Regions from separate parts of the Homo sapiens genome. Here region 1 is linked to region 2. A link is a contact called in ENCODE Hi-C or POLR2A ChIA-PET data. All regions are on one chromosome and are shown on one strand. The core of a region is the stretch at or near the end of the contact, and the rest is flanking DNA. Distances in the headings are between cores, read along the strand shown.

Region 1 (2,700 bases), core at 41-2,540, 1.3 Mb after region 2:
CGCCTGGCCTCATTTTGTATTTTTAGTAGAGACGGAGGGATTTCTCCATGTTGGTCAAGCTGGTCTCGAACTCCCGACCTCAGGTCACCCGCCTCAGCCTCCCAAAGTGCTGGAATCACAGGCGTTAACCACCGCACCCGACCTACAAAAAAGTTTTTAAAAAGATAAACAATACAGGAAAAAATGTGCAAAGGATATGAATAGGTAATTCACAGAGAAGTAATTCAAATGGCCAATAAATCTATGAAAATCTTACTAGGAATCCAGAAAATGTAAATTCAAAAATAAGAGCATTTTGTATTCTTTGGATTGGCAAAAATTGAGTTTTATTTTCTTGGTTGTCTAAAAAAAATGTTGGTTAGACTTGATTTGTTTGATTTAGGATGCAAACAGGGTCCTTGCATTGCATGGGTTATTATGGCTCTTAAGTCTTTAAAACCAATTATCCTCCTCTTCGCTCACCTTTTATACCAATTATTTATTGAACAAACTGGGTCGTTTGTTTGGTAGAATGCCCCACATGCTGGAGTTGGTTGGTTGCTTCTGCTGCTTCTAAGTTTTCCTTATCTGCCATATTTCCTGTAAACTGTAGGTTTGATCTAGAGGCCCCATCAGGTTCATGCTCAACTTGTCTTGGCAAGAATCCATCGCAGGTGGCGCTGGTACTTCCTGGCACTAAGATCGATTGGCGGGACCGGGACTTCGCGGCTTAGCCCCTCCATTTTCAAGTTCCCCGCCAAACCCTCCCCTCTTGGTTGTACCCATTTCTGATGATCATCGCGTGAATCCATCATTCTATTGAGGGGTGCCAAATAATTTTCGGATTCTCTCATTCATCCTCATGTATTAGCTGGACTTTGTAAAAGAAAGTCCCTCCCCAACTATTTTGGGGCTCTGAAATACAGTTCATTCAGGAAGGGCAGGAGGATGCCTGATGCTTTCTTGTTATTTAAAATTTTCAGGATGAATGAGCTGATGCCCACGAGGGCGAATTTTGGGGTACCATTATAATACATTCAGGGAGATTACATATATGTCTATTTCATGTTTTTCAATCAGTTGCAGTCACTTTCCTGGTTGAAGCTGTTGCAAGTTTTACAGGCACGGGTTGCTTTTCCACGGATAAGTTAAAAAAGAGAATTTTTTTTTAAATGATGAGAAGCCGCACCGGGTCGGGGCAGGCTTCCGGGAGGCGGGCGCGGGGCCCCGGGGCCGGGTCGCGTTGGTCCCGCGCCGGGGGCGGGGCGCGGCGTGGGCTGGGCCGTGCGCCTTTGCGCGCGGGGCGGGGCAGGTGGCGCAGCAGCGGCGGCGGCGGCTGTGGGTAAAGGCGCGGCGCGCGGCCCCCGAGCGCGCCAACCTTGCCCTAGCCGGAGCCCGCTGCGGCCCAGCGCACGGCCCTCACCCCGCATCGCGACCCCGCGCCCCGCCGGCCGAGCATGGGCGCGCGCGCCTCAGGCGGGCCCCTGGCCCGGGCCGGGCTCCTGCTGCTGCTGCTGCTGCTGCTGCTGCTCGGGCTGCTGGCCCCGGGCGCGCAGGGGGCGCGGGGCCGCGGCGGCGCGGAGAAGAACAGCTACCGCCGCACGGTCAACACCTTCTCCCAGAGCGTCAGCAGCCTGTTCGGCGAGGACAACGTGCGCGCCGCTCAGAAGGTGGGCGCCGGGCCCGCGCCCGCGGTCACCTTGCCCCGGTCGCCACGCACCTGGCTACCGGGGCCGACCTGGGAGGAGCGCGGCCTCCGGGGCTGCCCGCCCGGCCAGCGCGCGGGAAGAGGGGGTCCGGCCTGCGCCTCGGGGCCTGCCGCCTGCGGCCCCCGCCGGGCCTGACCAGTGCGGGTCTGGGCGGCCGGGCCTCGGGGCGCCCTCTCCTCTGCGCCGCGCTTCTCCTTGGACCTTGCCTCCGCGGTCGGCGCAGCCAGAGTCTCTCCCGGCTGCGCTGACGCCTGCCGCGCGTCTCATTCATTCATTCACCGCGTTTGAATGGCTCCTACTGTGAGCCAGGCAGCACACTGGCGCTCTCGGTCCCCACGCGGCTGCGCCCTCCCCAGCTACCCCGGGTTTGTCCTAGCCTCGCATCCCGACCCACTTCCCCTGGGACCTTCTGCCCCACTCCTCCTCCTGCTTTGAAGATACTTGGAGTTGTTTTTACTTTACAGGAAAAGAAGGGAGCAATGCGATTTGCTCGGTGGCTTTGGGAAACCGAGCACCTACTGTGTGCGGGGCCTTTCGCGTGGAGCCTTTTGTTTAGTTTGGGGAGGTCCCGGATCCTGCAGCCTCCTGGGAAGGGTGTTGAGTCCCAGGAGGATCGCAGGGGGTTTTCCCCAATTCCTGCTCTCTGGAGCTAGGTGCGATAGGGGTGCCATTCCGGGCCGAAGTCCGCCGACTAGCTCTTGAGAAGGAGGAAGTTACTGGGGACAGTTGTGTGTGGTATTGCGGTTCCTTTGCTGTTCCCTGGGGAGGAGGGGGCTCTTGCTTGCCGCCAGCCTTCCTGGGGTTTTGGAGTCAGAGAAGTTTGGGTTCAAGTTGGAGCTCTACCAGTTGGATGACTTTGGGGAAGTGACTTCACTTCTTTGAGCTTGTTTCTTTATTTGTTAAATGGGGATAGTAATCATTCCCCTTCATTGCGAGGTTGTAATTATGACTAGTTGGTACCTTCCTGGCCCAGAATCATGGCTAAAAAGTTAAAGTTTTCTGCTCATTGAGA
Region 2 (2,700 bases), core at 171-2,670:
TTTTATAGATGAGGAAGCTGAAACTTAGAGAGGTTGACTTGCCCAAAGTCACTTAACAGCTGAGAATATCTGTGGAGGGAAGGCGAAATCCCATGCCAGGCAGCCTGACCTCAGACCCTGCACTCTCAGTCCCCAAGCCGTGACAATATTTGAAATGTTCTGAGGCTACTGATATAAGAAAAAACAATTTTTTTCCAGACAGAATTTTGATTCTTTCACATCTGTCCTATTGCTGGGCAAAACCTCTTGTGTGTTCTGTGATTGGATCTGCTTTCAGAGTGCTGAGAGCTCTGTGCAGGGGAGAAAATCCTTCAAAAACCTAGGAGAATGATAATAAAAGCAATAGTGATAATAAATGATAATGATAAGAATTATAAAAATATAAATTTTATAAAATTATAACATATAAGTATAAAATTTACAAAATATATACTTATATAAAAGATAAATATATATAAGATAAAATATAAATACATATATATTTTATAAGATAAATAAATAAATAAATATATTTTTGAGACGGAGTCTGGCTCTGTCGCCCAGGTTTGAGTGCAGTGGTGCAATCGCGGCTCACTGCAACCTCCGCCTCCCAGATTCATACAATTCTCCTGCCTCAGCCTCCTGAGTAGCTGGGATAATAGGCGCCTGCCACCACGCCTGGCTAATTTTTTGTATTTTTAGTAGAGACGGGGTTTCACCATGTTGATCAGGCTGGTCTCAGACTCCTGACATTGTGATCCGCCCGCCTCGGCCTCCCAAATTGCTGGGATTACAGGCATGAGCCGCCAGACCCGGCCTATATGTATTTTATATATATCAAGTATGTATATCTGATATATATATATAAAACAAAGTATATCTATTTTGTAAATATATATTTATTTTATAAAAATATAAAATATAAATAATACATCATAAACGATAGTAAAGATAATAAACACAGCGCGGCAGCCCCATCCCCTTTTTCTACTCACCCCTAAAACAAATCCGTATAAAAATCAAGTTTATTAAGGAGCAAGTCCCACCCTTTTTATTTAGAAGCCAGTGTCTATAGGATCGCTCTTGGCTATTGTTGGATTAATTCCAGGGTAGGGGAAAACTCCAGTTTTTGAGCCGGACACGCACTCCTGCTTTTCAGGACCTTTTTAATTTTGATGTTTTCAACTTTTAGGCCCAGGGGTCCATGTACAGGTTGCTATATAGGTAAATTGCGTGTCACGGGGGTTGGGTGCACAGATTGTTTCGTCACCCAGGTACTAAGTGGAGCACCGGATAGGTAGTTTTTCAGCCCTCACTCTCCCCACCAGAGTCAAGCAGCAAAAATGCTAGGCCTTGTGGGCGGGGCCGGGGTGCCCGCTCTTGCCACTGGTCCAATCACAGCGCGGCGTTCCTCCTGGCCGGCCGCCGATTGGTGGTTGCCATAGCTCCGGGCGTTCGCTTGCAAGATGGCGGCGGCGGGGCAGTGGCTGCTGCGTTTTCGTGTCTGAGTCCTTCCTGGGTTCTAATGAGGGCGCGGTTCTGCTGTGCCCGGCCCGCGAGGTCTAAGGCATGGGCTTCCAGCCTCCGGCCGCTCTTCTTTTGAGGCTTTTCCTTCTGCAGGGCATCCTGAGGCTTCTGTGGGGGGACCTGGGTGTGTACGGCGCGGCAGTGACCTCGGTGGGCCGGGGCTGAGGGGACTGGGCGTTAAAAGGGCCAGACTTGGACTCCCCCGGGAGCTTCGGGAGTCGACAACGCCAAAGCAAGCCGCCACACACACCTTAGGCGGTGATTCTTCCACTGCTAACCCCTCCTTGTCCCCTTTCCTTCCCGCCTAGCTTTCATCCCTCCTTTTATCCGAATGTCCGGCCCTGCGGTCAGCGCGTCCCTGGTCGGAGACACCGAGGGTGTGACCGTGTCCCTGGCAGTGCTGCAGGACGAGGCGGGTAAAGTCCGGCCCTCTTTTGGGGAGGGTGGGGGTTGGACTGGATCCAGACCTCCCAAGGAGCCTGGAGAGGTGGCATCCTTGGGGCCCCCTGCCTCTGTTCTCTGCAAAGTCGCATGGGGAGAAAAGGATCGGGCGGCTGCTGTAGGCCAAAGAGGACAGACGGACAGGTTCGAAGAAAGCCTGAAATAATAATGGTTAGCATTCATTGAGCTAACATCGTGCATCATCCCATTTTCCTAGTAAGAACAGTAATATCTTTTCATCCCCTTTGACCAAGGAAGAAACAAGTTCAGAGAGGTTGTCACTGTCCCAGTGTCAAGCAGCTTGTAAAGGGCCCAATCTTAGGCTGTAATGTGAGTCCATCCTAGGCAGTCTGACTCAATGCACCCCCTGAGCTGCTGGACCTTGCTGCCTTTGCATGCTGGTCTTCTTTCTTTAGGAATATTGCCAATTCCGACGTGTGGAGTGCTGAACAATGAGACGGAAGACTGGAGCGTGACTGTGATCCCCGGTGCGGTAAGGCCAGAAGTAAACCTTCTCTGTAGCCTGTGAAGAGGCCCCCAGCTAGGGTTTCTGCAGTGCTCTCTTTATTTAACAAGGCATGGCTTTCTCCATGCTCTCAACAATCATGAAATTGTGGGCTGTTGGATCTGGTAGACACTTATCCAGCCCACGGGTTCCTTACCCTGGGGTTAGGAGTCCTTGGATGTATTTCAGTGGGTCTGTGAACTCTATGAAATTGTATGTAAAGTTCTGTGTGTATGTGCATTTTTCTG

Evidence for each region. A loop is a pair of places that touch in the nucleus more often than their neighbours do. ChIA-PET counts read pairs that join two places held with the same protein, here RNA polymerase II (POLR2A). Pooled maps may share reads with other maps.
Region 1: a loop to region 2 is called in a pooled map, with 5 times the contacts of the local background. The contact joins the promoter of BRI3BP here to the promoter of TCTN2 in region 2. A Hi-C loop is called at or near these places in 1 of 50 pooled maps. POLR2A ChIA-PET finds 5 or more read pairs at or near these places in 2 of 52 experiments (H1 and activated B cell).

Annotation. Positions count from the first base shown.
Region 1 is chr12:124,992,355-124,995,054 of GRCh38, forward strand. BRI3BP (BRI3 binding protein) reads left to right here and starts at 1,291. Exons shown (of 3, transcript NM_080626.6): 1 at 1,291-1,649. The coding sequence starts at 1,437. RefSeq lists enhancers at 1-361, 2,081-2,170 and silencers at 1,121-1,440, 1,461-1,510, 1,611-1,660, 1,671-1,920, 1,931-1,990.
Region 2 is chr12:123,669,693-123,672,392 of GRCh38, forward strand. TCTN2 (tectonic family member 2) reads left to right here and starts at 1,421. Exons shown (of 18, transcript NM_024809.5): 1 at 1,421-1,630; 2 at 1,815-1,922; 3 at 2,364-2,440. The coding sequence starts at 1,549.